Regions from separate parts of the Homo sapiens genome. Here all the other regions are linked to region 3. Evidence: chromatin loops called from intact Hi-C (ENCODE). Cell type or tissue: OCI-LY7. All regions are shown on one strand. Region 1 overlaps LARGE1 (LARGE xylosyl- and glucuronyltransferase 1). Region 2 overlaps LARGE1 (LARGE xylosyl- and glucuronyltransferase 1). Region 3 overlaps LARGE1 (LARGE xylosyl- and glucuronyltransferase 1).

The links. Hi-C counts contacts between places; a loop is a spot of excess contacts. Peaks named below come from ENCODE experiments on the same cell type or tissue, not always from the same donor. Only the 100,000 strongest peaks of a DNase experiment are listed, where the experiment ranks them.
Region 1: it touches region 3 in a loop (11-fold over the local background); 2 of 110 quality-filtered maps call a loop at or near these places.
Region 2: it touches region 3 in a loop (4-fold over the local background); 2 of 110 quality-filtered maps call a loop at or near these places.

Annotation. Positions count from the first base shown.
Region 1 is chr22:33,564,565-33,572,564 of GRCh38, forward strand. It overlaps LARGE1 (LARGE xylosyl- and glucuronyltransferase 1), which reads right to left. Exons shown (of 15, transcript NM_133642.5): 6 at 284-455. Among named protein-coding and RNA genes, the nearest start is that of MIR4764, 130 kb to the left of the region's middle. RefSeq lists an enhancer at 1,396-1,465 and a silencer at 5,079-5,373. In OCI-LY7, a CTCF peak has its summit at 3,396; DNase peaks (open chromatin) are centred at 3,727, 4,137, 4,697 and 5,702; H3K4me3 peaks cover 2,967 bases; H3K27ac peaks cover 4,290 bases.
Region 2 is chr22:33,892,151-33,900,150 of GRCh38, forward strand. All of the region lies in intron 1 of LARGE1 (LARGE xylosyl- and glucuronyltransferase 1), which reads right to left. Among named protein-coding and RNA genes, the nearest start is that of LARGE1, 24 kb to the right of the region's middle. RefSeq lists a silencer at 4,871-5,165 and an enhancer at 6,786-7,398. In OCI-LY7, no CTCF peak of the experiment used is centred here; DNase peaks (open chromatin) are centred at 3,361, 4,201 and 4,781; H3K4me3 peaks cover 1,286 bases; H3K27ac peaks cover 1,841 bases.
Region 3 is chr22:33,838,052-33,846,051 of GRCh38, forward strand. All of the region lies in intron 1 of LARGE1 (LARGE xylosyl- and glucuronyltransferase 1), which reads right to left. Among named protein-coding and RNA genes, the nearest start is that of LARGE1, 78 kb to the right of the region's middle. RefSeq lists enhancers at 3,850-3,909, 6,310-6,604. In OCI-LY7, no CTCF peak of the experiment used is centred here; DNase peaks (open chromatin) are centred at 3,840, 4,140, 4,560 and 5,010; H3K4me3 peaks cover 2,898 bases; H3K27ac peaks cover 3,517 bases.

The sequences.
Region 1 (8,000 bases), 270 kb before region 3:
GTATGTGAACACTCCGCTATCTGCATACAAAATACACACATTTGATATTTATCTGTTAAAAACATCTTCATTTACTAAAGACATGTAAACAAGTTTCTGTTTTACTCTATTATTTTTCAAATCCAAGCAGAGTTGATATTGAACCATATTTGTAATTCCTCACCCACTGCATTAGCACGACCTCATTCGAGGAGACCTCACCTTTTTAAAAAAGTCAACCCCTATTCTTGGCATGCTGATACCTACAAGGATATCGGGGAAAAAACGAATGGGCTACCATTACCTTTGAACTTGTGGAACACAGCCCACAGCTCTGCAATGTCAGTGGCAAAGGTGATATCCGTGTCAAGGACGATGACTCTCTCCAGGTTGGCAGGAAGAGTCTTGGTCAGGACAAGCTTCATCAGACCATAAATCCCAGAGTAATGTTTATTGGGGATCCAGGAAACTTCAGACTAGACAGAACAAGGCAGAGAGAGAGTTGGAGAAAGGGAAAAAAAATTGCTATATTAATTCTTTGCTTAAACATTATAAATAGTGCCTAGCACACAAAAAGTATCCAATAAAAATTTGTTGAATAAATGAATGAGTTTTCTTTTAAAGATTTATATAATTTGCATTTTGACATGTGAAGTTTTCTGGAGGAAAATGTATCTGAATTAAGGGAGAGGAAAAGTAATAGTTATGAAATAATTATTACTGCAAATCCTATGTTGAGATTTTTAAATAAAACTTTTGTTATTATAGAAATTAAATAGATCCACTAGAGAAAAAAAGGATATGCAAAAACATAAAGGTCCAAAAATTGAATCCCACTACAAATACTTTTGCAACCAGTATCAAATTGTTCCTATGTACGTATATTTCTTTAAATCATATTCCATTTACGTGTCATTAAAGATTAGTGGGCAGTAGTATTGTTAAAGCTTATGCTTATTCTTTTAAAACTGTAATTGAATAGATTACTACTGCTGCCTTCTCTTTATTCTCAGATAAATAAGAGGACCTAGTCATCACGCGACACTCTTCACCTGACAGCAATAGAGGACACACACATAGGACAGAAGGAGGACCTAGTCATCACGTGACACTCTTCACCTCCTAGTCAAGGAGGACCTAGTCATCACGCGACACTCTTCACCTGACAGCAATAGAGGACACACACATAGGACAGAAATGAACCACCCATGGAGCACTGACATTATGATCCTCACATAACATAATGGAACAATCAATGGCTTGCAGGTGGGCAGAGTCATCAGCGAGGTACACACACGGGTGCCATTTTGTGTCCAAAGGCAAGGATAAAAATAAAAGCACCAGTGTGATGAAAGCTCTCATCTATGCACAGTCATTTATGAAGATCACTGTGGGCAGAGGCCCCAACCTAGCTGCCATGGGGAGTTTCCATGGGAGCCAAAGCACACTTATTTTCAAGAGGGTAACACTTTTAATAGAACCCTTTAAAACAGGGAACATGGCCACCTTCTCAGGATTCCAAAAAATATTGATCTCCTTTGACCTTACAAATACCATGTTGAGGAGATGTTCTTAAAAAAATTCAAATTTAAAAATTTTGTTTTAGACACCAAAGTTTTATTCCCAAAGATGTTCATCACCATGTTACCAAAGAACAGCCATCAAAATGCCCCAAAATGGAACAATTAATTCAAACATGATACTCTTGTTTTTCTGATAGCATACTATGTAATTGTTTAAAACAATGTGGATCAAGATATAATTTCTAAAAACCTGCATATGATGTTAAAGGGGAAAAAAGCAAGCTTTAAAACTGCTTTTACTTAAAAACAACTACGTGTAATCAAACCAAATGAAACACATTCACCCAAATCTATGCAAAGGAAGAAAAAAATAGCAGCAAGACATCAAACTGTGTGCGGAGCTGGCTCCTTCCGGGGGGTTCTTGGTCTCGCTGACTTCAAGAGTGAAGCTGTGGACCTTTGTGGTGAGTATCACAGCTCTTAAAGGTGGCGCAGACCCAAAGAGTGAGCAGCAGCAAGATTTACTGTGAAGAGCGAAAGAACAAAGCTTCCACAGCTTGGAAGGGAAGCCGAGAGGGATGCCGCTGCTGGCTGGGGTGGCCAGCTTTTATTCCCTTATTTCTCCCTGCCCACATCCTGCTGATTGGTCCATTTTACAGAGCACTGATTGGTCATTTTACAGAGTGCTGATTGGTCCATTTTATAAAGTGCTGATTGGTGTGTGTTTACAATCCTTTAGCTAGACACAGAGCACTGATGGTACATTTTTACAGAGTGCTAACTGATGCATTTACAATCCTTTCGCTAGACATAAAAGTTCTCCAAGTCCCCATTTGACCCAGGAAGTCCAGCTGGCTTCACCTCTCATCAATTTCAAAAAAAGCATCCCCAACTCTGTGTATGAGTCCCTGTCACCCTACACCCAGGCATCATGGAGGTGGGGAAAAAGGACAGAAGTTCAAATCTGGGCTCTAGCCCCACACAAAGCATTTGATCTCTCTAAGCCTTGGTTTCTTTACCTGTAAAATGGAGTGTGTTTCAGAGATGGAATGGGTCTCATGAGTCAGCATGGGGAACCTGTCTCATAGCTGCCCTAAATTGGCCTCCTGTGTGCCACCATCACTAGACTATGATGTTAGAAAAAAATGTGGTTACTTAGTTTTTTTTTAAGAGTAGTTGCTCATTTTTAAAAGTTGGTAAAATGGAGACGATGCCTACTTCACACAGTGGTATAAAAATTAAATTATATTAAAGGACTCAAGGGCGTGGTACACAAAATATACTCAGTAATAAGCTCCCGCCCTTCTTCCTGATCCCTCTATCTTATTCCATGTATTTAGCTATCAGTGCCTCTTTTGGTGCTTCCAGATGAAGGTAAGGGTCTGTGGGATGTATGCAGGAGAGCAAAACACCCTGGGTGGTAGATTCAGGCATGCCTGGATTTAGATTCTAGTATCATCACTTAATCGCCATGTCACCTTGGACAGGTTTGCTCAGCTTTTCTGAGTTTCTGCTATTTATAAAGGTCATGATTTCTTTTTTAAAAAATTTTTAATTTTAGATTCTGGGGGTACACACGCATTTTTGTTACATGGGTACACTGTGTAATGGTGGAGACTGGACTTCCAGTATACCTGTCACCTGAATGTTGAACACTGTATCCAGCAGGCAATTTCTCACCCCTCACACAGCTCTCACCCTCCCCTCTTTTGGAGACCCCAGTGTCTATTATTTCCAGCTTTGTATCCAGGTATGCCCGTTGTTTAGCTTCCATCTGTAAGTGAGAACATGTGATATTTGATTTTCTGCTTCTGAGTTAGTTCACTTAGGATAATGGCCTCCAGCTCCATCCATGTTGCTACACTTACTTCATCCTATCAGGCAGTGTGTGGGTGGAAACAGCACACTCTCCTGGGGAATCTAAGGAAGATTTAATAAAAGGACTATTTAATCTAAGTATATGCAGAATTAGGGGCAGTAACAAGAACCGTGCAGTTACTTGAGGAGGGGAAGAGTACTTGGGGCCATTACCACCCCAAGGCCAAAAGGGCCCAGGCCAGCAGATGCTGGAATCCAGAGAGAATTGCTGTTTGAGTAAGGCCACCTGGCTGAGGCAGTGACCTTCAGCAGAGGGACACAGCCTACCTGTGGCAACGCATAAGCCAGAACAGGAAAAAACATCTCAACCTCACTTCCCTCCTGCCCACCAGTCTCCCGGGAGGGCAGCCCTCCAGTCAACCCTAACGGAAACCAGAGCGAAAGCGAGACTAGAGATGCTTTATGCATCAGCCTCATGGAGCATAAAGTGAGGGTTACGGCAAGAGAGGACCTAGAAGGAAAAACCTCACACAACCGAGTCATACAGTTAACACAAGGGCAAATTAAATGAACAACAACAAAATCAAAGCACAATGCCCTGGCTGGGCGCAGTGGCTCACGCCTGTAATCCCAGAACTTTAGGAGGCTGAGGTGGGCGGATCCCCTGAGGTTGGGAGTTCGAGACCAGCCTGAACAACAGGGAGAAATGCCATCTCTACTAAAAATACAAAATTAGCCGGGTGTGGTGGTGCATGTCTGTAATCCCAGCTACTCGGGAGGCTGAGGCAGGAGAATCACTTGAACCTAGGAAGCGGAAGTTGCGGTGAGCAGAGATCGCACCATTGCACTCCAGCCTGGGCAACAAAAGCGAAACTCAGTCTCAAAAAAAAAAAAAAAAAAATAAGCACAATGCCTTGTATATAATAGGTACAAAACACATATCTGGAACAGATGGATGGATGGATGGATGAATGCATGGATGGATGGATGGATGGATGGATGATGGATGGCAGGCAGGCATAGGAAGGCGGGCGATTTGTCTACAATCCCACAGCCAGCAAGATGCAAAGCTCTAAGAGTCAGAATTTGCCAGGAGAAGGTTTGTGTTCTTTCCCCAAACTACATTATCCTTCCTTTAGAGTGAGCCATCACCGTTAAGATCCGAGGACTCAGTGAGGAATTCCCTCCCATGTGCTTTATAAACATCTTCCTCATGAAAGCCCTGGCCTTTGGAGCTCAGCTCAGCTTCCTCTCTCCTCTAGCAATCTGCCTGAACTGAGGCTTGGCAATCATTAGTCCATGCTGCAGAGCTGTGCTATTTAATCAGACCTTTGATTAACTTATTCATCTATTTTGGTTACCATCAAAGCAGGAGAGCTGGGTGAAGACTGAACACGAGAGTGATGGGTTAAGCTGTCTAATTAGATTGCCCTGACTCTCCGTTTTATTTTTAACACACATGTGAGGCACTCAGTTACACTGCAAAACAGGAAGACTACAGGAATAAATTAATCTCAACATGAGCCCAGTCCTGAATGTCACTCCAAGTCCCCAACTTAATACATAATCAATTAAGTCCAAGTGTTCAATTAGTTGTAAAGGAGGCAATGGGATGAGTTTGTATTCAGAAAGAAAGCCCCAGGAAAAGGTGGAAAATTAAGAAATTTGGTGGTGGGGAAAGAACAAGTGGTAAGAAGCAGGTACATTTATTACAAATAGCTCACCCTCTTAGAGACGGCATGATATCTAGCACTCTTCCCCCACCTCCATCCACATTCTCCCCCTCTTTCAAGTCTCAACTTAGAAATCACTGCCTTCCAGCCACCCCCACCCCCACAGCCCCAGGCTGGATTAGGGGCTCCCAAAGCAAGAAGCAAGCTGTTTCCCTTCCTCCAGCACAGCATGTTATCCTGCTGGGTTCAATTTTCCATGCCCCTCTCCTGCACTTGACTGAAACTCCTTGAGGCAGGGACGATGTCTTTTTGACTGTGGTAACAACACAGTAATTATTCAAAAACTGTTTGATGAATGTGCATGACTACGGAGTCAGCCAGGCCTGAGTTCATTTTTCTCTGATATTTTCCTCACCTAGGAGCAGAAGTGTTCATGATTGCTAAAATCCAGGGTCAGGACAGAACAACAGAAGAGGCATAGTTTGTTGAGCCCTGAAGCCTGGGCTATAGAACTGGTTCTACTTTTAATGAGCTGTGTGACCTCAGGTAACTCACTTAACCTCCTTGAGTCTTAGTTTTCTCATCTGGAAAATGGGGGCCTACAATGTTATAGTATTCACAGGAGAAGGCACAGCATCCAGCCTCATGCGGGGCAAGCAACAGGTCTCCTCTAAGCCCACTTCTCCTCTCAGTGAATGCCTGTCAGCAATACCGAAGTTCAGATGACTCAGAATTTGGGGCATGATAAAAGCAGCAAATTCTGGTACCTTTGAAAGTAAAGGGGAAGTCAGGAATGCAGATGGTTTTGTCAGGGGAAATAAGTCACTTGTCACCTTGTCCTATGTTTCTGTAAAAAATGAGGCAGGCGGATCATGAGGTCAAGATATCGAGACCACCCTGGCCAACATGGTGAAACCCTGTCTCTACTAAAAATACAAAAATTAGTTGGGCATGGTGACGTGCTCCTGCAGTCCCAGCTACTCGGGAGGCTGAGGCAGGAGAATCGCTTGAACCCAGGAGGGAGAGGTTGCAGTGAGCCAAGGTAGCACCACTGCACTCCAGCCTGGCAATGGAGCGAGACTCCATTTCAAAAAAAAAAAAAAAAAAAAAAAATCACAAGCTGAAATCTGGAAAATGCAAAGTCCCTCCCTCTGGTAGATCTCCAAAACTGGACAGCACACTTTGGGTTTGAGGAGGAGGAAAAGTGCGTGGGAGTGATTAGCCATGCAACCTTTTGGGGCAGTCTCTCCATGCAATCCACACTGGTATTAATCTCATTTCCATGCCGCAACACACTTCAGTCCAACCAGGAACTTCTTACATCATGGGGTCAATGGAGAGAAGAGCACCCTCGAAGGCAGGCTGAGGAAACCTGGAGGGCACCAGGCAAATTTTCCCGAGAGCACCCCATAGAGAAGTCAACACCTGGCAGAGTAATATCCCACCATGTTGTTCATCACTATCAACACGCCAAAGGGTTCGTGTAATTAAAATGATAATAAAAATGAGAGTTAGTTTATTTTAATGGGCAGATCATTATCCTTGCAATGGCTGTTAATAATTCTAAGCAGCATGGTCTAAACTTCAATCAGCAAAAATGCAGTCATGCCCAAGATTATCACCTAATTCACTTATGTAAAGGGAGCACAGGCAACCCCAGGTTTTAAGGGTTTTATGTAAACTGGGGGGTTGGGGATGCTCTCAAAGGGAAATCTGCCTTCTTGAAGAAGCTGCCAATTACCAGGCAGACCCAAAGGGGAGCATCTATGAGGCGGTGTAAGTGATTCTAGGGTATATCTGATGCCAGGTGGTCCACAGAGAAGTTGACCAGATTAGCAGTATGAGCATGGAGGCAGAGAGCTGGACAGTGGACACACCTCACCTCTACAGGTGACTGCCCAAAACACAGGGGATGGAGGAAAGCCATGTCTCAATGGTGATGACACATTTCTGACCTTTGATAAATAAGGGAAAAACAGGAAAAGAGACTGGTTTTGTCAGGAAATGATGCTCACTCCTTCTCCAAGATGTGGATTTCCAGGAGTCATTGAGATACCCCAGTAAAGATAATAATAGAAAATATGCCTAGCACGTGCTGGGTGTCAGGCATTGTGGCAAGACCTTTATATGGGCTGACCTATTGAAACTCCTCCTACCAAGATTAAGGGTTGTCTATTATTTAGTACCCAAAGTTTGGTGGTCCTTTTCCTTACCTCAACTTTCAGTCCCCCAGTCCTAGATACTCTACTCTGAACTGATGTGTTTCTCTCTTTCCCTCCCTTCCCACTGGACCTGGCTTATTCAATGTGCTCTTCACTCTTCTGATTTACTGCAGGGTCAGGACTGAGCCTCTGCCTCCCTCCAGACACATTTTCATTCTCCAAGCAGTTTTTCAAACAATTAGGTACAATGTCTTTAGAGCTGGGCATTCCTGGCTTCCAAATCTCTCCAGGCCTTAATTTTCTCACCTGTAAAAAGGGTAATAGTAGTATATCCTGCTTCCTTCCTAAGGCGTTACTATATATGTAATCTGTAAGCTCTCCTCTGCCATACTGGAAATATTTTTTGCTCAAAATAGATTGCTTACCCATATTAACATTTTGCTGTGGATTACAAATCACCTTGACATATTTTAAAAAATTAAAAAAAGAAGTCATCCCAGCTGCAGAATGTTTGAAAAGTCATTTGCCTTTCATGTTGTTTCTGAGTGGTTGTCTTGGCAACCAACCTATATGTTCAGAGTATAATTGTTAAGAAACAGAAGTGGGGCGGGGCTTGAGATGCTGGGACAGAGACACTGGCAGATGCCTTGGAAGAAGATCGTGAAATGAGCACGAGCTTTGGAGTCTGGCTGGCCCAATTCTGAATCCTGACTCTACCACAACCAGCCTGGCAAAGTCACCTCTCTAAGTCTCAAGCTCCCCACCCATAAAATAGAGAAAACAATACACATTGCATGAGGTTTGAAAAAGCATTAAATGAGGTAGGAGAGTCAAAGTGCCTAGCA
Region 2 (8,000 bases), 54 kb after region 3:
TTGCATAATAATGCTACCTAATGAGCCATCCCAAAACCAGTGTCTTGAGGCAACGATCACTTATTTCTAGTCATGCACCTGCAGGTCAGCTGGGACTTGGCTGATCTAGACTGGGCTTGGTTTCTCACTGAGGGCCCATGAATTGGCTGCGTGGCTCTGCTCCCCTCTCCTACTCTTCTTCTGACCAGCAGCTGGCAGGGCACACTCTTTGTGGCAAAGGCAGGGACACAAAAAAGCAGAAATGCTCAAGATCTTTTAAGGCATAGGCTTAAAACTGGCATACCATCCCCTCCACCTCATACTTCAGGCCAAAGCTAGTCACATGGTGAAACTTAAAGTCAAAAGTCAAAGGAGTTGGGTAGGAAATCAGAAACGTGTGAAGATTTGAGGCCACAAATGCAATCAGCCTATCACATCCACCACTCAGGTGCTTCATGCATACAAAATGATCATCTGGCTCTGAATAAATGAACAAATGAATGAATGAAAGAAGACTGACTACATTTCACAGCCTTGTCAAGACACATGCCAGTTTCACTAGCAGCCACTGTGAATTCTAAAGGTGGTACAACAGTGGCACCCTCGTTAAATATTAGTTTGCTACAGGTCCCTACACTCCACTGTACTTCAGCGGAAGAGGCAGCATTTCAAAAATGTGTATGTTCACAGTGTTATTTTTTCATGGATCTCTGATTGTGAAATAAATCAATATTCCCATTCACACACAAGAGCCCGTGTGCAGGCACACATCATGCCCTATTTCTCAAAAAAGAAAAATGCAACACTGCTTTGCAAACGTGGAGTGAGGGAAGGGGATTAAAAAGGGAGAAGGTGAATAGGTGACTTTGAATCCAACCTACAGTGGTTAATTTTCATTTAACTATCTGGCTGAGACTAGGGGTTCAGCAGAAGCACATTAAATTCTGTGAACTTATGAAACGATGCATTATTGAAGCCACAGCAGGAGGAAAGGACTCGGTTTAGAACACATAAAAGACTAAAACTGGCAGAAGTGTCATTTTCCATTACAAAGTAACCGCTAAAGAAAATACATTTTAATTGAGAAAGAAAACACCAGCTCCAAAAGGGTAGGTAAAACAAAATGTATCCACAGCACTGTCCCCCTTCCTCTTCCCACCACCCCAGTAAATCCTGCAGTTCCTCCTGGAACTCAACCAAGGAATAAATCTTAAACTATTCCATGTCCTTTCTGGATCCACTAACACTAGTAGAGGCCACCATTTACTCCATTCACTCAACAAATATTTATTGAGAGTTCTCTATGCCTAAGACACAAAAAGACAGAAACCCTGCCGTCATCAGCTCACATTCAGATAAACGCACAGCATATTAACAAACGGTGATGCTATAGGAAAAAACAGAGCAGGGTAAAGAAGGCAAGTGTGGAGTTATCGGAGAGCCACAATTTTAAATACAGTGATAATCACCAAGTTTTTCACCTCCCGAAGTGACCTTAAGACTTCTGTGCTTCAACTTTCAAAAGCTGTTGAAATCAATCATTAACTTAAGTGGTACAGGTAAGCCATCATATCACTCATTCTAGCAGACACAAATATTGGGTTCCCCACTCACAAGGTGTTTGCAATCTAATCCCTCTCATCAAGCGGTATTCAGGTATCATGGGAACACCACAAACCCCACGTTTAACCATGAACTCTAAGCAAAGACAAAAGGCAGTCCATGCAGGCCTATTATTAAGGCCCGCTGAACGTCACAAGTCTCACAGGGCACCTCCGCCCCTTTCACTACATGTTGAGTAGAAGTGCATTGAAGGCACTGAAGATGCAGGAAATCTATCGATTCCACAGGAAAAGCATGAGCAGGCCTCACTGGGTCCCCAAACTGGGCTCCCGGCCCTGCAGACCTGGATGCTCTAAGTCTAAGGGTCAACTCCCCTCCCCATCTAGAGGCTGACCCTATGAGCACTCAGGGTCACCCTCTAGATGGGGAGAGAGGTTGTGCTGTTGGTCCAGGCCCTGCCCTTATCCTAAGGCTGTGTCTTCTCTACTTCCTGTTCAACCTGTACCATATGGAGGCCTCCTTCCCAGTGTTCTAAATCTTGGCTGCCTATGCAGATCACCTGTGGAGTTTTTGATCCTGGTCCCCAAGATGCATCACAAACCATTAAAATCACTATTTCTAGGGGTGGATCCCAGACATCAGCATCAGTTAAAGCTTTCCAGAGGATTCTAGTACACATCCTAGGTGAGAAACACTGTGGACCCCTACTCTACTCACTAGGGTGGCTACCCCAGTTGCAACCTTATTCCTGACCCCCTTGTCTCCTCTTCTTATTTCAATTTGAGGCTTTAGCTGTGTCCCCTACCCGACACTGTCCCACTGCTGTCCATCAGAATGAATTATCAGAAACCTCGAAGTAGCCTCTGTGTGCAGCAACTCTTATTTTTCAAACAAAACTGGGACATGGGAGCTGGCAGAAAAACTACTGTGCTCTTCCAAGGCAGTGGCCCCAGGCAAGTTAGGACAGGGCTTTGGAGTTCTCATCCTTGTCTGGACCCATATCTGGTCCAAGGTCACACACATGTGTGTGACCTCATACAAGGAAATGAACCTCATTTGGTCTCAGTGTGCTCCTCTGTAAGTCAGGCACCATGACAGCCACCTCATCAGGCTGTTGGGAAAACACAATGAGAATCATGAATCAAGCATTTGACATTCAGGAGGTGCTCAAAAAATGGCAGTGGCACTTCTCAATTTGTCACATGGGAGCCAGTCCCGGAAGAGCTTATATACCAAAGTGGAATGCCTGGGACAGTTTAATGGTTTAATGGGATAACAAATGGGGCAGAATATTTGCAATTAGAGCCACCCTAGAAAATCTGATCACCGATCACCTGTATTTTGTGTCATGAGCCTTATATTGGAGAGGCAAGTGGGGGTGCTGTGGGGGATGGGGAGGAGAGTACACCTCTACAGAGGTGGGCAGAGTTGGCACCCTCGGTCTCTGGATGGGACACACAAACCGGAAACCAGAGAGAGCAGGAAGGCACAAGGAGGACAAATTGGCTCTAACTATGAATGCACTTGAGCATAAACAGAAAACAGAAAAGCAGGCCATCTGCCCACTCACAGAGGACAAGAGGAGGAGATGGAGACCTGAGGTGACCAGAGTAGAAAACTAGGATGGAATGGACTCAGGCAGGTCTCCTGGGAGGCTACATATTAGTTATCTATTGCTGTGTAACAAACTGTCACAAAGTTGATGGCTCAAAACAGCACACATTCATTATTTCACAGTTCCTATAGCTCAGTGTGAGCCTGGGCATGGCTTAGCTGTGTCTATGGTTCATGAATCTCATAAGGCTACACAGCCAAGGTGTCCCCAGGGAGCTCTGGGGCCGAATCCACCTGCAAGCTCCCTCCTGTGCTGGCAGAATTCATTTCCTTGTGCCTGAGGTCCTTGCCTTCTTGCTGGCTGTGGGCAGGGGTCACCCTCTGCTCCTCAAAGCCACCCACAGTTCCTTGCCACATGGGCTCCCCCAACATGCCAACTTCATCAAGCCAAGAAGGAAATCCTTCAGGGCAAGTTTGCTATGAAGATGGGGTCTTACATAAGGAAATGTAATCACAGAAGTGACATCCTTCGCCTCTGCTCTGGTCTTATTAGAAGCAAGTCACAAGTCCCCTGCACACCCCAAGTGAAAGGGACCACACAAGAGCAGATCAGGAGATGAGGATCATGAGGGCCAACTTAGAGTCTGCCTGCCAGAGATACCTTATTTTCACCGTAGTAAAATACACATCACATAAAACTTACAATTTTACCCATTTTTAAGGGAACAGTTTGGTAGAATCACACACATTCCTATTTTTGTGCAACCATTACCAACACCCACCTCCAGCACTGTTTCATCTTCCCAAACTGAAACTGTCTCCCCCTTAAAAGCTCACTCCCAATTCTCTCCTTCCCCTAGTCCCTGGAAACCACCATTTTACTTTCTGTCTCTACAAATTTGACTACTGTAGGGACTTTACATAGGTGGAATGATAAATATTTATCTTTTTAATGACTGACTCATTTAACTCAGCATCATGTCCTCAAAGTTCATCCATGTTGTCGCATGTGACAGGACTTCCTTCCTTTTGAAGGCTGAATAAATTCCATGTATGTCTACACCACATGGTGTTTAGCCTTTCCACTGATGAACACCTGGGTGGCTTCCACATTCTGGCTATTGTGAATGACGCTGCTATGAACATGAGTATGCAAATATCTCTTTAGAACTGTGCTTTCAACTCTTTTGGGTATATACTCAGCAGAACTGCTAGATCTTAAGGTACCAGGGGCACATTTGAGGCCAAAGTGTACCGTGTACTGGGGTCCAGTGGCTTGGGAGCCTGTTAAAACTTTTGACAGAGGCATAGGAAAGTAAAAGGTGCCCAAGTGACTGAGAGCAACGTCCTATTGTTAGCACCATCTCTCCCTCAATGATGCCGTCACCTTGCTAGAATGTTCAAACTTCACAGTGTCCACAGCACTCCATCTACTGAGGCCTAGCGACACTGATCCCTTCCACTCCCGGCTCCCACCCCTGGTGTGCTTGACTTTTGCTGCTGCTCCTACATTTTAAAGGAGTCTTTTTCAGTTACACTATTTGAGTTTTCCGTAATTAGATACTCACTCGTTCTCTCTCAGTATTCAGAATGAAAGCAATGCTCTCCCCCAGCTGTGCTACAGGGGCCAAGTGTCAGATGCAACCCAGCACAGAACCTTCCCCGCCGACCAGACCTGATGGTGGGGTATCAGAGAGAGGTCCTCAAAGAGAGGAAACACACATGCTGCCCTGGAAAACAGTTGAAGCTGCTTTTCTGGTTATCGCCCCTGTCTCTCACTTCCTGGATTTCTTCACCCCAACGTTAGCAGATCAGGGACAGTTTTGCAGGAAGGAGGCCAGTCATGCCTCCTTTGTGGAGCTCCCTGGAGAGCTTCTACCTCCCTTCCTTCAAAGCCCAGGAAGAAGCTGAAATGAAAGCCTCAGGTTGACTCACTCACAACTGTTGAATCCCACACACCCTTCTTTGCAAAGCAGCTGGCTACCACATTCAGAAGGCACTACAGCCTTTAAATCAAGCCCATTCTTTTGCAAAAACCCCACATACCTACTCCTCCGCTTTTATTTTTGCTCACCCAAAAAGCTGCAAGCAGTAAACTCTCATTGGTGGTCTACAAAGATAAAAGTCCCAGGGATCCATTATTATTTCAGGCAGAATAAGGGGTTCCTTCCTGTGGTCCCAAAGTAGCATAAAACGAAAGCAGGAGGCAAGCTGGGCCTGGAGAGCCACCTAGTAAGGCTGGCTATCAGGCAGAAGTCAGGACAGGGCAGCATGACGGGAATACGCAAGGGAGGCAGCCCTTATCTAGATCTATCCCAGCTCAGCCAGTGAAGGTGAAATCAGAGGGGGAATGCCAATGAAGCCAGCGGAACCTACAGACAGCCAAAATGTGGCGCTTTATTACGAGAGTCTAAGTGACTGCAAACAGGCCATTATCAAATCTCTTCAGTGACAAAGCTCCGTGTTGAAGGGGACAAATAAAAATAAGTACATTAAGCACAATAAATCACAGGGACCTGTCGGTGAGACCCATTATCCCTGGGGGATTACGAGGCTGTTTTCCTCCCTGCTTTCAGCTATTGGATCCTGGTTTTCCCATCATTGTTTTAATATTGCAGCCATTACTCTCTGTGCCACGAAGTGCCTGCTGTTTCTCTGTAGTTCTGGGTGGCAAGGGCATAATTTGTTTTATGATTTGCTTGGGAGGGTAGCTGTTTTATATTCATCTTTAAAAAATACATTCAATGATTGTAGCAATGAGACCCTGTTTAAAAAACAAGAGACCCAGTCCTGTCACTCCTTTCAGCATACACGTGGCCACAGCTGTAGCCACCCAAAAGGTACCCAACAATTACCAAGAGGACTATGCAGTTTCTTTGGCGGCCCACAGGCCCCAAGAAAGCTTGAGCCAGGCTTAAAAGAGCTCCTGAATGATGCGGAAGACAGCCTGGGCTTGAGGGAGAAAATAAAAGGTTGGAAGTCAAGTGGCCTGAATTTTATCATTAACTTGGTGTGAGCCTACACGGTTCCCTTGATCTGGGCCCAAGTGCCCCGCCCCCCATCCACAAACTAAGGCATCCCATTGGTCCACATCCCTCTTGGGAGCCCAAAAGTTCTGCATTTCCATGAGATGCAGAGGGAGTGCAAAGCACTTTACACCACGTAACCCTACTTTTATTTCCTCCTCTCCTTCCACAAGATCATTACAAGATTCTTCTTAAGACTGGCCGAGCACAGTGGCTCAACGTCTATAATCCCAGCACTTTGGGAGGCCGAGGCAGGCGGATCGCCTGAGGTTGGAAGTTCAAGACCAGCCTGGCCAACATGGGGAAACTCTTTCTCTACTAAAAATAGAAAATTAGCTGGGCGTGGTGGCACATGCCTGTAATCCCAGCTACTCCAGAGACTGAGGCAGAAGAATCGCTTGAACCCGGGAGGTGGAGGTTGTGGTGAGCCGAGATTGTGCCATTGCACTCCAGCCTGGGCAACGAGAGCAAAACTCCATTTCAAAAACAAACAAACAAACAAAAAGATTCTTCTTAAGATAAAACCAACCCATTATGCAATTCTCCATGACATCTTCTACCAGTTCCTCCTTCTCCTATCCCTGCAGAAATGTTCCCTCCTGCCTCCTCATTCCCTGAGATGTTGTTTTCCAGGACCATTCATTATAAACAAGTCCTCACGCAACTGTATCCATCGGGAAGTGACAGGATGTGCTATTTATGCTGCTCCCTATCAGAAGTGAACAGGACCACAAACCCCTGCTGCTCTTCAGCAAGATGGCTTTGGACCCCTCCCTGCAGTATGGAGACATCAGTATTCCTTTCAGCCATTCCCATTTCAATTACCACATCTCAATCTCGCCATGAAAAGAACATGTCTTGCAATGTAAGCTTCCAGTGTGGCACTGTACAAGGCGGCCATATAACAAAATTGATCCCAGAACTTCATCGCCCACCTGTGAGGCACTGACATCAAACCCGCCTGATGGTGCCCAACTCTCAAAATACCCTATAAAGGACTCAAAATCAAAACAGGCAAAAAAGTTACAGGCTCTCCCATGTCAAAAATGGAACTGGGTTTAACGGATCATCAAAGCCTGTTGAGCGGCCTCTTGGGAGTAGAATAGAGGATTCCTTCTAACCAAACAATGCATCAGGCTTTGCAAAATTGGATGTAACAAACCAATAAATACCAAGAGGAGTTATACATATGGTAGTTTTTAGCCCAGAACTGCAGGTGGCAAGTGACAAAAGGGATAGCTTTGCCTGGAAGCATGACAGCCAAGGGCCAACCTAATCTGCTCACAATGAACCAAGCCACACAGAATGAGAGTTCCAAGCAAGCAGGGACTGGGACTTTGTCTTGTTCTCCTCCTCACCCGCCCCCTCACTGTGCCCAGTACAGTGCTTGGCATATAACAGAGGGTCAACAACTGTGTGTTCAGTGAATCAGCAAATGAAGGAATGAATCTGAGCAAAGCAACATCGATGACCAGCAGCCCTCAGAAATTCTGATCCAATTGATGGGAATAACATGAAAATCTATTTAACAAAGAAGTGAGACTTCTGCAGTGCTTTGGGCATCTCAAAGAATACATCCAGATGTATATATTCAGACAGCAATCTGTACAATGCTGTAAGTAAATGCAAGTAAAAGGCACAAATCCTTTAAATGTCAGTGTGTGGGTTTGGAGGGTTGTTTTTGGCTTATTTGTTTTGTAGCTTTTTCCCCTAACCATTGCAAGTTATTAGGAAGAAACAAAAGAGAAATGCAGTCTGAAAACATTCTTAGCCTCTGCCCCAAGTGAACCTCTGTTGAATATCAAAATACAGCTCATGAAAACAAACCAAAAAACCAGAATACATTCCCACACTCTCCATGAAAGATTCAGGAGTTGG
Region 3 (8,000 bases):
AAAACTTAATTTATGGACAGTGAAATTTAATTTTCACGTGCTACAGAACAGTACTCTTGTTTTGATTTTTTTGGACACTTTAAACATGTAAAAGCCATTCTTAGCTCATGGGCTAAAGGAAGACAGACTGGCCCACAGAATGCAGACTCTTGCTCTCAATCATTACCCCTACACAATCTCTAGTAACATGGAACTTCAAGCTTCTGACATTCTATGTGGGGACTATGGCTGCTGAAATCTCGTCTATTCAATCTTCAGTGACTCATACAGCCACTAGGATCTCAAAAAATGTGTTTTAAAAAATTGGACAGGTGTAGTGGCTCATGCCTGTATTCCCAGCACTTTGGGAGGCCAAGATGGGAAGATTCCTTTAGGCCAAGAGTTTGAGACCAGCCTGAGCAACAGGGCAAGACCCCATCTCTACAAAAAGTTTAAAGATTAGCTGGATGTTGTTGAGCATGCCTGCAGTCCCAGCTACTTGGGAGGCTGAGGCAGGAGGATCACTTGAGCCCAAGAGTTTGAGGCTGCAGTGTGAGCTATGATTGTGCCACTGCACTCCACCCTGTCCCCAGCAAAATAAATAAATAAATAAATAATTGTCCTTTAGCGATTTCTATCCTAATAAAACATCTTTGGCAGTAGATCACCACTGCGTTCTGGAACAGTCCGTCCTACTGGTGGGGAGTTCCAGAGGTTAAAAGTTCTTCCTGAGATGATGTTCATCTCCCTCACTCCCCCAAAGGCTCCTGGGTCTCCCTGATTGTGTCTGCAGAATTAATCCAATCCATCTTACCCGTGACGGCTCTCCACGTTTTTTGTTTATATCAGGGAGGAAAAAAATGAAAGGAATGAACTACTCCCATAATAGAAAAACCTTTGCCAGGAGAGGAAGTGAATGTAGAATTTCTGATAGAAACCAATGCTTTTACCTAAACAGTGGCTTCAGAAATAGCCCAGTCCATAGACCCACCAAAAAGTCAAGAAATAATTTAGGATATTAGTTCATTTTTGCATCGCTAGAAAGAAATTCCTGAGGCTGAGTAACTTATAAAGAAAAGAGGTTTAACTGGCTCATGGTTCTGCAGGCTTGTACAAGAAGCATAGCACCCACATCTTCTGCACTTCTGGAGAGGGCCTCAGGAAACTTACAATCATGGTGGGAGGTAAAAGAGGAGCAGACACGTCACATGACAAAAGTGGGAGCAAGAAAGAGGGAGGAGGTCTCAGATTCTTTTAAACAACCAGATTTCTCATGAGTAAGAACTGTTTCATCACCAAGGGGTCAGTGCTAACCCATTCATGAGGAATCAGTCCCCATGATCTAATTACCTTCCACCAGCCCCATCTCCAACACTGTGGATTTCACTGCAACATGAGATTTGGAGGAGACAAACATCCAAACCATATCAGCGAGAAAAAAGCATGTTTTCCTCAACCCCTGGCAGAGAAGATCCCCATTTACACATATGTTGGAACAAACAAATAAATAACTGAACAAATAAGTGACCATATGTTAGCATGCCAATAGAGAACATTCTCATTCTACCGCAGCCTGTATAGATCACAAAAACAGAACAACTAGTGAGAATAAGATTTAGTAGCCTGAACAGTTAAAATATGAATGCTATGGGGACCAATTGATTCTTTGCTAAAATTCTTAATTTCCCTAGAGACAGACTGACTGCCTTCAAATCACACGTTTACATGAAATAAAAAAATAAGAAAAGCGATTATTAACTACCTACCAGGTATGAGGCACTTTGACTTGCGTCACCTCATCTAACTTTCATGCATGCCTACTACAATGAACTATGCCCCTCATTGTTCCAGAGAAGATCACCTGGACCCAGGAAACGTGGGGGCTCCAGGCTTCAAACCCAGATGCATTCAACCCTAAAGCCCAGGCACCTTCTGCTGTAGGAGACATAAAACCCTGCTGATCCCATTTACTTATGAAACGATCTATGGGCCAGATCATTAGAGAAAATGCCTCTAAAATGCCTCCGAATTGAAGGTGGTAAGAAACTATGTAAACCAACACAGGAAAATGAATACGCAGGAAATGCACACCCATACTAACTAGGTTTAGGATTTTGCCCTACTTCATATTCAATTATAAAACTATTTGATTTAATAATATATGCAAAGCAGCACTGCACCAAATCGGCACCCCCTCAAGAAAATGCACATCCCCTCACTGTAAAATCTAGGAAAAATAATAGAATCCATGCATAAAAAGGGACCTAGTTTTTAAAAGACAAAAATGGTCATAAAAATGAATAAGAAATCCTGTTGCAGTTTTACTTCCTGTCTTTAAAAACTTTTTATACATACATTCTTTTAAAACTATTTTTGAAGACCAACTCACTTTGGCAAAATACTGAGAGTAATATAGTTTAATCTCTATTAGCTTGGAGCTGTGAAACTACATTGTTGATTTATTTCTCACACAGTCAAAATTTGGTGTGAAAGGTTCTAGCATCTTTTCTTGCAAATATCTAGTATTTTACCACTTTTAAAGTACTATTGGATCTATTGCCCTCCTTCATCTTTACAGCAACCCTAGATATAAGGTAAGTACAGACAGTCCCCGATTTAGGATAATTCGACTTAGATTTTTCAGCTTTTTTTTTTTCTGGGAAAGGGTCTCGCTCAGTCACCCAGGCTGGAGCACAGTGGCGTGATCACGGCTCACTGCAGCCTAAACTCCCCAGGCACATGCTACCATGACCATCTAATTTTTCTAGTTTTTATACAGACAAGGTTTCGTCACGTTGCCCAGGCTGGTCTCGAACTCCTGGGCTCAAGTGATCCACCCGCCTCAGCCTCCCAAAGTGCTGGGATTACAGGCGTGAGCCACTGCACCTGGATGACTTTCCAGCTTTATGATGATGCAAAAGCAATATGCATTCAATAGAAACTATACTTGAGTACCCATATAACCATTCTGTTTTTCATTTTCAGTACAGTATTTAATATACCTAGGCTTAGGTTGCATGATTTTGCCCAAATACAGGCCAATGAAAGTGAGCATGTTTAAGGCAGGCTAAGCTAAACTATGCTGTAATGTAGGTTAAATGTATTAAACGCAAATTTTGAACTTGATATTTTCAACTTACGATGGGTTTAGCAGGATGCAATCTATGCTAAGCCAAGGTGCGTCTGTTCTGTTACTCTCATTTTTTTTTCCTCTTACAAATGTACAAAAAATGTTTCAGAGTTTTTGAGGGAGCTTTCCAATGAAAGTGACAGAAAATCCAACTCAAACTAATGCAGGCAAAATAAAGGACTGAATAGTTCACAATCTGTAAGGTCCAGAGGTGAATCTACCCTGTGGCAAGGTTTGATCTGGGTCCAGGAGATGGCCTGGTCCCTCTCCACCTCAGCTCTGCTCTCATCCACACGGACTTCATACTCAGATGCCATGCAGTAGCAAGACAGCTACTAGGTTGGATGTAGCTACAATATCCGCAGCTCCAACCTCTGAGTTCAAGGCCAGTGGGAAAGAACACACATACCTCTCAACAGCCCCAACAAAAGCCTCATCACATCTTGTGGGCTCCAACTAGGTCATGAAACCACCTCTAAGCCAATTACTATAAGCCAGTATTAGGAATAATCTGAGTCCTATGTCTCCCCCTGAAGCCCTGCACAATATCATCTCCACCAAAGTCCATGGGCTAAAGGGTGGGTGTGAGTGTGGGTCTCCCTGGGAAAACTAAGCAGGGTGAATAAATACAAAGTCAGAAAGCCAAGAGATCCTCAGCACAGGCTATGTGACTTGCCCTGAGTCACACTGCTACTAAGAGACAAAATCAGGACTCATGCACAAATCTCCTGGGACCGAGTACTCCAAAAATAGTGGCAAATTATTTTAAAGCACACGGGTGAATCACAAAAAGTCCTCCAAACTGAACCTCTTGGTCACAAATAACAGTCTAAAATATTTAACAAACTGCCAACAGGACTTCAAAGAAAGCCACTTACAAAATAGAAAGTTTGTAACATTAAACACAGTTACTGTTATCGAAATCGAAATCCCTTTATAGTTCTAAATGGTTCCTTACCATCTAGAAAGTCAGAACACTGTACTCAAAAGTAAAATCGAAAAGCTTTTTGATCTATTTTTGTCTCTACACGGACGTAAAGCACCGAATCCTATTTATTAAGTGCCTTCGACGCACGCTGTTGCTCTGGCGATTCGCAACTCGAAAATGACACTTACTATTCAGCTAGAGATTAGAATCTCAAGCAGTAGGGCATTTTTTAATAAAAAATTAAATTAAAAATAGATTTGCCATTGTCTGCTTAATAAAACTAGTAGCTCTGCTGGCTTAGAGGGGAAATAACATATTTCTTCGGATTTTTATATATTCATCTGAGCAGTGCTAAAAAATAAAACAAAGTTACTAATATTCATATCTTGAGCAATTGTACATTGCTTCTAACTATACATTCAATCTCTCTGGCACATCCACTGTGGCCCTGAGCAGCCAGTACAGGCTCTTCTACCAAAACGAAGCAAGCCACTCCAAAACCTGACGCGTGCAGGTGTCACGAAACACCAGGTGCAGCTTGACAGATGTGAGCCAAATAAGGAAACATTCAGCCCAGCACTGCCCAACAGTCATGATGTATATTTTCTACATCTGTGCTCTAAAATATGGTGGCCACTAGCTGCAGGTGGCTATTGAGACTAAGGAACTGTATTTTTAATTTTATTTCATTTCAACTCATTTAAAGTAGCCACATGCCGCTAATGGCTACTGATCTAGAGGGCAGCTGGGATGTTACTCTTGAGAATGTCTCCAGCATTTTACCTGTTGCTCTCTCTCACTCACATTTCCCATTCTAGCACAAACAAAACAAAACAAAACAAAACAAAACAAAACAAAACAAAACAAAAAAACCACAACACCTACAGTTCTCCAAACAGGGCATCTGTTTTGTTCCTCTGGGGGGGTCCTGTCTATGTTGTTCACGTGGCCCTGGATTTCCATACTCCTAGCCTTCCTGGAAGACATCCTTTTCATCCTCACAACCCAACCCAGGCTTTATCTCTTCTGTGAAGCTGTCCTTGATTTTCCGTTCTATCTTCCCTGCTTGTGAATGGGTCAGCTCTCCTTCCCCACCGCCCTGTGCGTGTGAACATCTTTGTTCAGTATACTGCAGTGGGTCGGGAGTATGTCCCTTCCAGACTGGAAGGCAGAGAGGGTGGCTGTAAGGATTGGCACTTTGGGCCAGGCACAGTGGCTCATGCCTGTAATCCCAGCACTTTGGGAGGCTGAGGCAGGAGAATCGCCCGACCCCAGGAGACAGAGTTTGCAGTGAGACGAGATTGCACCACTGCACTCTAGCCTGAGGGATAGAGCAAGACTCCCTCTCAAAAAAATAAATAAATAAATAAATAAATAAATAAAAATAAAAAATTAAAGAGGTCTCAACAGAGGTAGACAGGGAAAGAGTAGCGGATGCAGGAAGATCCAAAATGCATATGGGGGTTTATTCAAACCGCACTCAAACCCTCTAGCAGTCCCACCACCATCCTCTCCAGAGGTCCCACCCCTGCCCCAAGCCCTCCCTGTACCCACAACCTGGCCAAACCTCTACTCAAATGTTACTGATGAAAACAAGTCTTATCCTGCAGGTTTGAGTGCAGTAAAAGAAGTTTAAAGGCCACTGGTCCAAAATGGCCGTAAGAGAATATATGTGCAACTCTGTTCCCACAGTCTGTTCCCGGCACCCTTCCTCCCACTTCTAGTTTACTCATCTCCTTTCTTTCCTAAGAGGCCAAGGCGGGCGGATCACCTGAAGTCAGCAGTTCGAGACCAGGCTGCCCAACACATTAAAACTCCGTCTCTACTAAAAATACAAAAAACTAGCTGGGCATGGTGGTGGGAACCTATAATCCCAGCTAGTTGGGAGGCTGAGGCAGGAGAATCGCTTGAACCCGGGAGGCGGAGGTTGCAGTGAGCCGAGATGGTGCCACTGCACTCCAGCCTGGGTGACAAAAGTGAAACTCCGTCTCAAAAAAAAAAAAAAAAGACAAGAAAAAACCTCCAATTTACAGACAAGACTTGCAACCCTAGATTCTGTGTTCCACAGTGTCCCTAACCCTGAAAGACAGGATACCTCTTGAGACCGTCCAAGGTTTCTTGGTTTTATTGAGGGCAAATAAAGATGAGAGCAGGTGAAACAAGCATTAAAAATGATTAAGTGTTCAACATACAGGCTTTCTAGCCCAGGAAGAGTCCCAATGAGACTGTTTGTTTCCCAAATTCAATGTATTCCTCCTGCTATAATGCTCCCTGGCACAGGGAGTTTAGTAAAGAGCAAGCTGGGAGCTGGGAGCATGCAGTAAGTGCATCTCCAATGGGGCTCTCCTTTCGGTGCTTTGAACACAGGAAGTGATTTCAATTTCAGCACAGCTTCCACTTAGGACGATCAGGCAGCACTGGAAGCTGGAATGCAGGTGACCTATCTTCCTTGGGGCCCCTGTGCAAGAGGTCTGAAGGGTAATGACTGGGGACCGGCATGACTGAAGAGCATAAAAACAGCTGCCATGGGGTCTGGGGATTGGCGACTTGCCTACCGTGCGAACTTGGGTATATCACCTCCCCTCTGTGTGCTTTGGTTTCCTTGTTTATAAAATAAGAGTGTGGTTTCCAAACTTTTTTTTTTTTTTTGAGACGGAGTTTGGCTCTTGTTGCCCAGGCTGGAATGCAATGGCACAATCTCGGCTCACTGCAACCTCCGCCTCCCGGGCTCAAGAGATTCTCCTGCCTCAGCCTCCTGAGTGGCTGAGATTACAGGCACGCACCACCATGCCTGGCTAATGTTGTATTTTTAATAGAGATGGGGTTTCTCCATGTTGGTTAGGCTGGTCTTGAACTCCTGACCTCGTGAGCCACCCGCCTCGGCCTCCCAAAGTGCTGGGATTACAGACGTGAGCTACCGCGCCTGGCCTCAAACTTTTCTTTCTATAAATAACAAGCCCCCTTTTTGTCCCCAATAAAATCTTCCGGGAAATGCAAAGATCTAAAACACACAGGTGACGCATCTGTGATTGAAGTGTATTTACAGGATTCTAAAGTCCCACTTACCTGAGTCTCTCTCCCTTACCTCCCCCAGCCCCTGGGAAACCCAGAATCCTAGAAGTTCATGGAATGATATTAGGGAACTAGATCATCTTTGTAGCATCACATCAAGTTGAAAAATTCCAGGATGGGATGTATAATGGATCTTATTTATTTACTTATTTATTTTTAGTTTTTGAGACAGAGTTTCACTCTTGTTGCCCAGGCTGGAGTGTAATGGCACGATCTCAGCTCACCGCAACCTCTACCTCCTGGGTTCAGGCGATTCTCCTGCCTAAGCCTCCTGAGTAGCTGAGATTACAGGCATGCGTCACCATGCCCGGCTAATTTTGTATTTTTAGTAGAGACGGGGTTTCTCCATGTTGGTCAGGCTGGTCTCGAACTCCTGACCTCAGATCATCTACCCGCCTCAGCCTCCCAAAGTGCTGGAATTACAAGTGTGAGCCACCACGCCTGGCCTATAATGGACCTTATAATGCATATCTTTAGGAAATGGCTAAGAAATAGACTAAATCATTATTTCACTTAACATTTGTATTATGAAAAATGTTAAAAACATTAAAACAAGAGAGTCCCTATGTACCTATGACCCAATATCAGTAATTATCAAGTCATGATAATTACAGCCTTGTTTCCTCTCTAACCTACTCATTCCCATGACTCCCTTTCTCCCCGCCCCGTGATTACTTTGAAGCAAATCCGCGATATACTATCATCTTGGTCCTGAGGGTTTCAAAATCTTTATTTTTAAATCTCAATTTCATTACCACACTAAGAAAAGAACATTAATTCCTTAACTTCATCTAAAATCCACAAGCCACCAGTGCCATCAAATTTTCCCCTTTACAATTTCCTTGGTGAAGAACAGAGCTGTTTTTCTACAGAGTTTTCCGCTGTCTGAAT